Linked DNA regions of Homo sapiens: region 2 is linked to region 1. The links are chromatin contacts, found by Hi-C or POLR2A ChIA-PET in ENCODE. All regions are on one chromosome and are shown on one strand. Each heading gives the region's core, a stretch centred on a gene start or an enhancer-like site at or near the end of the contact. The rest is flanking DNA. Distances are from core to core; before and after follow the strand shown.

Evidence for each region. Hi-C counts contacts between places; a loop is a spot of excess contacts on that map. ChIA-PET counts read pairs that join two places held with the same protein, here RNA polymerase II (POLR2A). Pooled maps may share reads with other maps.
Region 2: a map of cardiac septum shows a loop between it and region 1 (4-fold over the local background). The contact joins the enhancer-like site here to the promoter of TRIM47 in region 1. A Hi-C loop is called at or near these places in 1 of 168 maps with a recorded cell type or tissue (cardiac septum) and 3 of 50 pooled maps. POLR2A ChIA-PET finds 5 or more read pairs at or near these places in 7 of 52 experiments (BJ, GM12878, H1 and 4 more).

Annotation. Positions count from the first base shown.
Region 1 is chr17:75,877,331-75,882,608 of GRCh38, reverse strand. It overlaps TRIM47 (tripartite motif containing 47), which reads left to right and starts at 4,028. Exons shown (of 6, transcript NM_033452.3): 1 at 4,028-4,735. The coding sequence starts at 4,061. It also overlaps a transcript of TRIM65 not described here. RefSeq lists silencers at 3,844-4,193, 4,324-4,703, 4,714-4,893 and enhancers at 3,738-4,653, 4,654-5,278.
Region 2 is chr17:75,804,381-75,809,781 of GRCh38, reverse strand. It overlaps UNK (unk zinc finger), which reads right to left. Exons shown (of 16, transcript NM_001080419.3): 2 at 1-22. Among named protein-coding and RNA genes, the nearest start is that of UNK, 22 kb to the right of the region's middle. Within about 2 kb of position 2,726, at least 2 of the 41 ENCODE cell types and tissues checked have a DNase peak (open chromatin) inside an H3K27ac peak, as active enhancers do.

The sequences.
Region 1 (5,278 bases), core at 2,779-5,278:
CCTTGCCCTTGACTCTTAGACAATTCATTTTGAAGTGAACTAATACACTAGGCAAACAACTTCAAAACTCTGGAAATGGAAATGAAATAGCAAGATGCCAGGCTGGGCGCGGTGGCTCACGTCTGTAATCCCAGCACTTTGGGAGGCCGAGGCAGGCAGATCACCTGAGGTCAGGGGTTTGAGACCAGCCTGGCCAACATGGTGAAACCCCATCGCCACTAAAAAATACAAAATTTAGCCGAGCGTGGTGATGCATGCCTGTAATCCCAGCTACTGGGGAGGCTGAAGCAGGAGAATCGCTTGAACCCAGAAGGTGGAGGTTGCAGTGAGATGAGATTGCGCCACTGAACTCCAGCCTGGGCGACAGAGCGAGACTCCATTTGAAAAAAAAAGAAAAGAAGTAGCAAGATGCCACCACACTGACAAACCGCATCTCTGTGCTTTCCTCCTGGGGAGCAGATCTTTTCAAGCAGGGAGGACAGCAGGCTGTGGGTGGGGAGCAGAGGGTTGGCTGGGACCCAACCGGAAAGGCACCCCCTCCTTCCAGAACCAGGCAGGTTTGTGGCCTCACCAAACCCAGGCAGCCTGGGCACCAAAGCCACGGAGCAGGGTGGCACTGATGCCTGGGCCTCCCAACCGCTCCTGGGGCTTGGCAAACAAGTGATAGTCCTGATCAAGTGCTCTAGTGCTCTTGGTGGAAACCAATGTATGGAACTCATTACCCACCCTCCTGCCAAATCAGACACACCCAGGCCGGCTCCCTCTGCTACTCCCTCTGCCCGGAAGGTCTTTTCCCACCCCAGTCTCTGCCCGCCTGAGTCCTGGCAGTCTGTGAAAGCCCAGCTCAAATGCCACTTCCACAGTTCCCCAGCCTTTCCCATGGAGCCCCCAGGAGCAGATTGCACCGCTCTTTTGGCACTTGGAGTTGCAACAGTCTGAATGTGTGTGTACCCTCAGAATTGATGTGTTGAGATCCTGACCCCTAAGGTGATGGTCCTAGGAGGTGGGGTCTTCAGGTGGGCGGAGCCTCATTCATGGCATGAGTGCCCTTGTCCAAGGGGCCCCAAAGGCTCTCTGGCTGTCTCTTGGCCATGTGAGGACACAGTGGGAAGGCAGCCATCTACAACCCAGGAAGCAGCTCTCACTGGAACCCTGACTGTGCTGTCACCGTGATCGCAGACTTCCAGCCTCCAGAACTGTGAGGAGTGTCTGTTGTGTATAAGCCACCCAGTCTCTGGTGTTCTGGGATAGCAGCCCAGACACACTAAGACAGGGGTTCCTGAGTGCCTGGAGAGCCAGCTCCCTCCCCAAGAGGCTGGGTCCCTCCTTCTTTCTTTCTTCTTTTCTTTTCTTTTTTTTTTTTTTTTTTTTTTGAGATGGAGTCTCGCTGTGTCACCGAGGCTGGAGAGTACAGTGGCACAACCTCTGCCTCCTTGGTTCAAGCGATTCTCCTGCCTCAGACTCCCGAGTAGCTGGGAATACAAGTGTGTGCACCACCACGCCCGGCTAATTTTTTTGTATTTTTAGTAGAGATGGGGTTTCGCCATGTTAACCAGGCTGGTCTGGAACTCGTGACCTCAAGTGATCCGCCCGCCTCAGCCTCCCAAAGTCCTGGGATTCCAGGCGTGAGCCACCACACCCGGCACATTTGTGCTCTTTTGCTTGTGTTTTCTCCTCTTTAGCTCTGAACTCATGAAGTGCCTTCTGAACATTTCTAGTCTGGTCTCAGGGGACCTGAGGGTATTTTCCCACCCCCCAAGCCTAGAGAGCTGGGGAAACAGAGGCAGGAATGCAGACCCGGTGGGAGAGGTGGACAAGGGTTTGGGTGTGGGACAAGCAGCAGTGTGTGCTGAGGTTTAGGGAAGGGCCAGGGTCCTGGAACACAGAGAGGGCCAGGAACACCGGGGGACATGCATGACCTCTAGCACATTTGGGCCTGGGCCTCTCTCCAACATTTCCTTACTTATGCACTGTTATAGGTTGAATCCTGTTCCCTGAAAAAGACGTATTCGGATCCTAACCCCCAGGACCTGTGGCTGTGACCTTATTTGGAAATAGAGTATTTTCAGATGTGACTGAGTTAAGATGAGGGCATACTGGAGTAGAGCGTGCCCTAATCCAACAACTGGTGTCCTGATAAGAGGAAATGGGCACCGGGCACAGTGGCTCACGCCTGTAATCCTAGCACTTTGGGAGGCTGAGGCAGGCAGATTACTCGAGCCCAGCAGTTTGAGTGGGCAACAGAGCAAGACTCCCTAAAAAAAAAAAAAAAAAGGACATTTGAACACAGACACAGAGAAAAGGCAAATGACAACAGAGACTGATATTAGAGCGCATCTTACAGCTACAAGCCAAGGAACGCCAAGAATTGCCAGCCAGTACCAGAAGCTGGGACAGACGCCCAGGACAGAGTCTCCCTCAGATCCTGCAGAAGGAAGCCACGCTGCAGCACCTTACTGAAACACAGCATTTCTTTCTATTCCAAATGGAGAGAATACACCAGAGTGGTATGAGCAGTTACCTGTGACTTTGTCACTAACCAAAATTACAGATATCTCTGGGTGCGGTGGCTCATGTCTGTAATCCCAGCACTTTGGGAGGCCGAGGCGGGTGGATCACCTGAAGTCAGCAGTTCGAGACCAGCTTGGCCAACATGGTGAAACCCCGTCTCTACTAAAAATACAAAAATTAGCCAAATGTGGTGGCGGGCGCCTGTAATCCCAGCTACTCAAGAGTCCGAGGAGGGAGAATCGCTTGAACCCAGGAGACAGAGGTTGCAGTGAGCTGAGATTGCGCCACTGCACTCCAGCCTGGGCGACAAGAGCGAAACTCCATCTAAAAAAATAAAAATAAAAAAACATTATTTGGAATTTTCAATGCGAAATATGTCTGTTCTCCCCAGCTTGTTAATTTATTATTTATTTATATCGGCATGGACTCATAGATGTTTATTTTACACTTTGGGTTATAATCAGTGCTACTTTACTTATTTTGTTGTCATTCTGGTGTAGTGTTTTAACTTAACATTATTGAGATATAACTCATACAATAAAACGCACCACTTTAAGTGCATAATTAGATGAGCTTTAAATACTTCCAGTTGGGGAACCCCCAACCCCACCACAGGTGTCCCCAGTGTCCAGGGGCCAGAACTACATTCCTCAGACAAGGGACTTAGGGAATGACGTCAACTTCCCATTTCAGGTCTAGAAAAGTCCAAGTTCCCTACTTGGGGTAAAGAGTCGCTAAAGGAGCTGGGCGCTGTGGCTCACGCCTGTAATCCCAGCACTTTGGGAGGCCGAGGCAGGTGGATCACCTGAGGTCACGAGTTCAAGACCAGCCTGGACAAGGTGAAACTCCGTCTCTACAAAAAAATACAAAAATTTGCCTGGTGTGGTGGCAAGCGCCTATAATTCCAGCTACTTGGGAGGCTAAGGCAGGAGAATCACTTGAATCCGGGAGGCGGAGGTTGCAGTGAGCCGAGATAGCGCCCCTGCACTCCAGCCTGGGCGACAAGAGAGGAACTCTGTCTCAAAAAAAAAAAAAAAAAGAGTCGCTAAGGGGCAAAAACATATGTACATCAGCAGTTATTTTTCTCTGCAGTCAGCAGCTCAGGAACTTTGCTAAGGGTGCCAGGGAGGGGTCGAGCGCAAAGGTGCAGGCATGACACAGCTAGACGCGCCCAGCCCCTGCGGAGCGCTGGCCTGGCCCAGAAGGACCAGAGGGATGGAGGCTGAGTCCTTCCCATTCCTTCCACTGTACCTCTCGCGTTCTCCGCCCGCGCTCACTCAGTTTCACACCCTTTCAGCAGCGCCCTTCCTTAGGACCACGCGGACTCCCCTGGGGGTCGCGCGGGCTCGGAGGCCTCCCTGCGTTGTCTGGGCGGGGACTGGGAGTCCGCGGGCCCGCAGGCGGGCGGTGCTGCGGGGCGGGCCGAGCTGGGGGCGGGCGGGGGCCGGAGCCCTGGCCTAGGTCCCAGGGGGAGGTGCCGCGGCGCGAACGGCCCGGGTCCCTCCCAGGCCGGAGCACAATCGGCGGCGCCCTGGGCGGCCGCGGAGTCATGGACGGCAGTGGACCCTTCAGCTGCCCCATCTGCCTAGAGCCACTCCGGGAGCCGGTGACGCTGCCCTGCGGCCACAACTTCTGTCTCGCCTGCCTGGGCGCGCTCTGGCCGCATCGTGGCGCGAGTGGAGCCGGCGGACCCGGAGGCGCGGCCCGCTGCCCGCTGTGCCAGGAGCCCTTCCCCGACGGCCTTCAGCTCCGCAAGAACCACACGCTGTCCGAGCTGCTGCAGCTCCGCCAGGGCTCGGGCCCCGGGTCCGGCCCCGGCCCGGCCCCTGCCCTGGCCCCGGAGCCCTCGGCACCCAGCGCGCTGCCCAGTGTCCCGGAGCCGTCGGCCCCCTGCGCTCCCGAGCCGTGGCCCGCGGGCGAAGAGCCAGTGCGCTGCGACGCGTGCCCCGAGGGCGCGGCCCTGCCCGCCGCGCTGTCCTGCCTCTCCTGCCTCGCCTCCTTTTGCCCCGCGCACCTGGGCCCGCACGAGCGCAGCCCCGCCCTCCGCGGACACCGCCTGGTGCCGCCGCTGCGCCGGCTAGAGGAGAGCCTGTGCCCGCGCCACCTACGGCCGCTCGAGCGCTACTGCCGCGCGGAGCGCGTGTGTCTGTGCGAGGCCTGCGCCGCACAGGAGCACCGCGGCCACGAGCTGGTGCCGCTGGAGCAGGAGCGCGCGCTTCAGGAGGTGGGCTCCGGGGGCACACTCGGGTGAGCCGGGGCTGGTGACCGACCGCGCGCGAGCGGGCCGAGGACCTTGGACCCCCCAGTCTTCCCGGGTTGGGTCTTAATCTCCTCCTCTAACCTGAGGATCTTTGCGGTCCCTTCCAGCCTTGACAAGGTCATCTGCTGGCGGTGATGGAGATGGGAAGGGAGGAAGGAGGGACGTGAGAACAGGACAAGGACGCGAAGAGCGGGCAGGGGACCTGAAGCCGGGCCGGGGTCTATGGGGGTGTAGGCGGGAGGGAGCCGGGTTAGGCCCGCGGGGTTCCGGTAGCGTGGCTGCTGCTCCCGCCCGGAGGGTCACGCCGGTCTCAGCTCAGATTTGCCCTGGGCTGAGGCAGCAGCTTTCGATGGGTGTGGCAGGCGGCAGGAGGGCGGCAGAGGGCGACCGGGCACACAGATTCTCTGTCCAGCTGTTCCGGGGGCCAGTGGTGGGAGCATGTGAGCCGCGGCCTCTACCTCCCGCCCCCAGTTTCCTTTGGCCTCCAGCCCGGTCTTGGCGCCTCTG
Region 2 (5,401 bases), core at 1,477-3,976, 72 kb after region 1:
TGTGCGGAATTCTTTCAGGTACCTGCAGAGAGAGCCCCGCGTGGGGCAGGCCGGGAGCAGAGAATGAAGTCTCTTGCTTCCCAGCAAGAAGTTAGCCGCCAAGTCCCCTGAGGGCCCTGCTCTGGGGTGCTAGTTCCACTGGAACACCAGGAGAGACCCAGAGCTGTAAGGCTACACCTCAGCTCTAGGATCCAAACCAACACCCCAGTCCCACACCAGCCTGAAAGGCAGGAACCACAGACCACAGGGACCTCGGCGGTCAGCTGTCCGCTGTGTTGACCAGCTGTGGCGTTAATCAGCAGCTTGGTTCTCTGAGCCCTTTCCAAGGTTTCCCAAGCCAAACCACTAATCACAGGCAAAGGGCTGCAAATAAGAGCATGAGGCGCCTCTGCCAAACTCTACAGGCCTCTGCTACCCAGGTCCACCTGCCTGTTGTTGCAGGCCTTGCCTGTACCATGAGCTGGGGCTGTGGGCTGAGAGGAGAAATCTACAGATAAGCACTTAGGCTTTTCAGCTCTGAAGCTGAAAGCCCAGGTCACAAGGCATCCCTCGGGACTACTGACTCAGTAATTACCGTCCTGTCTGCCCGCCTCCGCCCAGAGACATTTCCTAGCACTACCTAGATCTGTGCTTGGGGAAAATCTCATACTGAAGTTCTGAAGATACCCGCCCCCCCGCCCCCGCCCCCGCCCCCGCCGCTCCAGCCTGTTCTGTCCCCAGTCGTGTCACCTCATGTGAGTACCTGCAGCAGCCGGGCTATTTATGTCCTGGGGGCATGAAGCTGTCTCCTTTTGGCCGCCTCCTCCCAACCTTCACTGGTCTCTCTCCTCTGCCCTGCATGTGTAACAGCCAAGACACTCCCAAATCTCTTCTCCCACATTCCACCCAGTGGAAGGCCCCAGACCCACTTACCCCCTTACATCTGGGTTTTTGTTTGCTACATGTGTCTAGGTTGGGGGGTCTCCTAGACTGGGCTCCCCTGCCCCTGGCCCCAGAAGGACAGGCAGTTAGTATAGTTCTCTTTAGTCTCTCGAGCCTAAAAATGCAAGCAACAAATGGCTTGGGATAGGACATCTAACGTCATCGAGAAGGATGGTGCCAGAGGCTTGGAGACTGCAGAAAGAAGCATGAAGGGAACAGAAGTCAATCCAAAAAAGGGATCCTCGACCCAGGCTGGGATGCAGGAAGGAGGAAGGGGGAAGAGGGGAGGAGAGGTACTAGTGGATGAAGAATTTGAAGGTGTTTTTGGAACAGAAACAGTATGAGCTTAGAAACAGAGTATGTCTGGTTCTAAGAGCTCCCAGTACCTTCGTGGATGTGCGTGGAATAGGAAGGGAACTGGAAAAGAGAAAAGGAGGATGAGGTGAGGTACAGGAGGCAAACTGCAAATTTCAAGGGCCTCATCTCTGGGCTCCAGGTACATCCTGAAGACCCCAGGCAGAAATCTGGAAGCCTCCCTATGGCCTGATGCTCTTCTGGTCCCTTTGGCATTTGAAGCAAAGGTTCTTCTCCTTTACTGTCTGGTTAGACAAAAAGCTGTGCCCTCCTGCTACACAAAGGTACCACGCCTGGCACTGAGCTGGGATACCCATTCCTCAAACTGGTAGGACCATCCCTCTCCTGGGAGGTACATCCTCTTCCTGACTTTTTGGACCCACAAAGAAACTACCTCAGGAGGTAACAGAAAATGGGAGAGAAGGAACTTTCCTGAAAGAGGGAAGCTGGGCCCCGAGCCAGGAACACAGAAGAGTGAGGCATGGTTAGAATGGGCAGATTAAGGAAGGAACATCCAGTTAAACTGGAATCTCATATAAGCAATGAATAATATTTTAGCCTAATTAAGTCTCAAATATTGCATGGGACATACTTATCCTAAAGAAATTATCTGCTTCTGGTCAGGCACGGTGGCTCATGCCTGTAATCCTAGCACTTTGGGAAGCTGGGGCGGGCGGATCACCTGAGGTCTGGAGTTCAAGACCAGACTGGCCAAACTGCTGAAACCCGGTCTCTACTAAAAATATAAAAAAACGGCTGGGCACGGTGGCTCATGCCTGTAATCCCAGCACTTTGGGAGGCTAAGACGGGCAGATCACAAGGTCAACAGATCGAGACCATCCTGGCCAACCTGGTGAAACCATGTCTCCACTAAAAGAATACAAAAATTAGCTGGGCGTGGTGGCGTGTGCCTGTAGTCCCAGCTACTCAGGAGGCTGAGGTAGAAGTACCTGAACCCAGGAGGCGGAGGTTGCAGTGAGCCAAGATCGTGCCATTGCACTCCAGCCAGGGCAATAAGAGCAAAACTCCATCTCAAAAATAAATAAATAAATACATAAATACATAAATTATCTGTTTCCAACGTAACTGGCATCCTGTTTTGTTTTTAAGAGACAGGGTCTTGTTATGTTGCCCAGGCTGGAGTGCAGTGGCTGTTCACAGGCTCAATCATGGCATACCACAGCCTCAAACTCTCAGCCTCAGGCAATCCTCCTGCCCCAGTCTCCAGAGTAGCTGGGATTGCAGGTATACGCCACTATTCCCAGCTGGCATCCTTTATTTTTATTTGCTAAACCTGGTAGTTCTAAGAGTGACACATGCCTGCCTGGTGTCAGTGCCTCATGAAAGCACAGGGAGGCAGGAGGAGAAACCTAGGATATGTTCAGCCTGCCTCTGGGCACAGTCTGTCCTGGAGAAGGAAAGGTCCCCGAGGACAGGGGCTAGACCTGGTGAGCCTGCTGACTTGGGGCAGACATGTCCACAGTGCCACGTGCAGATGAGACTCCACAGAGGCTCTGGCTGGCAGGGCTCTCACAGATCAGGACAGACAGTGAGCTACAGATTCCATGTTAAGCCTCTTCACTTCCATTCCCACTGCCCTGGGTCAGGGACTTAAGACCTTTTCCTAAACTGACTTCCCTGTTTCTGGCCTTTCTCTGTCCAGATGACACTGCATGGTGCTCAACCCTCTTCCTAGAGCCCGAATTTAACTCTTACTATTATTATTATTTTTTTGAGACGGAGTCTCACACTGTTGCCTGGGCTAGAGTGCAGTGGCGCAATCTCAGCTCACTGCAATCTCTGCCTCCCAGGTTCAAGCAATTCTCCTGCCTCAGCCTCCCTAGTAGCTGGGATTACAGGCACCCGCCACCACGCCCAGCTAATGTTTTCTATTTTTAGTAAAGACAGGGTTTCACCATGTTGGCCAGGCTGGTCTCGAACTCCTGACCTTGTGATTCGCCCGCCTCGGCTTCCCAAAGTGCTGGGATTACAGGCGTGAGCCACCGCGCCCGGCCCAAAATTTAACTCTTGCTTTTTTTTTTTTGAGACGGAGTCTCCCTCTGTCGCCCAGGCTAGAGTGCAGTGGTGCGATCTTGGCTCACTCACCGCAACCTCTGCCTCCCAGGTTCAAGCAATTCTCCTGCCTCAGCCTCCCAAGTAGCTGAGACTACAGGTGCATGCTACCACGCCTGGCTAATTTTTTTTTTTGTATTTTTAGTAGAGACGGGGTTTCACCATGTTAGCCAGATGGTCTTGATCTCCTGAACTTGCGATCCGCCCGCCTCGGCCTCCCAAAGTGCCGGGATTACAGGCATGAGCCCCTGTGCCCGGCCAGCAAACTCTTCTTGTAAAGGACCAGATGGTAAATATTTTAGACTTTAGATTTCTTTTTTTTTTTTTTTTTGAGACGGAGTCTCGCTTTTTTGCCCAGGATAGAGTGAAGTGGTGTGATCTCAGCTCACTGCAATCTCTGCCCCTGGGGTTCAAGCGCCTCAGTCTCCCAAAGTGCTAGGATTACAGGCGTGAGCCACCACGCCCAGCGGACTTTAGATTTCTTTTTGAGGGGATAACAATTTGCAAAGTTGGGGGATCCCTTTCATCAAAATGGATTACAAATGTTCATTGTTAATTCTGATTCTATAATACATACATATATATTATACACACACACACACACACACACACACACACACACATTTTTCTTTTTATAAGGCAGGGGCTCGCTCTGTTGCCCAGGCTGGAGTGCAGCGGCTCAAGCAGGGCTCACTGCAGCCTTAACCTCCTGAGCTCAAGTGATCCTCCCACCTCAGCCTCTGGAGTAGCTGGACTATAGGCGCGTGCCCCCATGCCCAGCTAAATTTTTTTTATTTTTAGTACAGATAAGATCTCGCTATGTTACCCGGGCTGGTCATGAACTCCTGAGCTCAAGTAATCCTCCCCTGCTTTGACCTCCCAAAGTGCTGGGATTACAGGTGTGAGCCACCACACCTGGCCTGTAATGAGATTTTTATGTATTTCATCTTTGAAAATGTCTTTTCACATACATAGGTATTGCTAAATGCTGATAACATTCCACAAGCATGTGGGCTTGTTTTTTTTTTTTTTTTCCTTTTTGAGACAGTCTCACTCTGTCACCCAGGCTGGAGTGCAGTGGCGCAATAGCTCACTGCAGCCTCAACCTCCTGGGCTCAGGCGATCCTCCCACTTCAGCCTCCCAGGTAGCTGGGACCACAGCCACCATGCCCAGCTAATTTTTGTATTTTTTGTAGAGATGGGGTTTCACTGTGTTGCCAAGGCTCAAGCATATAATATTTTTTTTTTTTTTTTGAGATGGAGTCTCGCTCTGTGCCCAGGCTGGAGTGCAGTGGCGCAATCTCAGCTCACTGCAAGCTCTGCCTCCTGGGTTCACGCCATTCTCCTGCCTCAGCCTCCCAAGTAGCTGGGATTACAGGCGCCTGCCACCACGCCCGGCTAATTTTTTGTATTGTTAGTAGAGACGGGGTTTCACTGTGGTCTCGATCTCCTGACCTCGTGATCCACCCGCCTTAGCCTCCCAAAGTGCTGGGATTACAGGCGTGAGCCACTGCACCCGGCCAAGAATATAATTTTTATTCAGGATATCCATCTCTTAGATGACAATTGTAGAATTCTACTAATTTTTTTTTTAAGACAGAGTCTCGCTCTGTTGACCAGGCTGGAGTGCAGTGGCGCAATCTCGGCTCACTGCAACCTCTGCTTCCCAGGTTCAAGCGATTCTTCCTGCCTCAGCCTCCCGAGTAGCTGGGATTACAGGTGCCCGTGACCACACCTGGCTAATTTTTGTATTTTTTAGTAGAGACAGTGTTTCACCATATTTGCCCAGGCTGGTCTTGAACTCCTGACCTCAGGTGATCCGCCCGCCTCAACCTCCCAATGTGCTGGGATTACAGGCATGAGCCACCATGCCTGGCCAGAATTCTATTAATCTTAATACTTCTCTTTTAATCTCTTCCAGTTGAAGATTTGGCATAAACTCAGTTGCGCAGATTAATGGATTTTTTATTTTTATTTTTTAGATGGAGTCTCACTCTGTCGCCCAGGCAGGAGTGCAGCAGCGTGATCTCAGCTCACTGCAACCTCTGTCTCC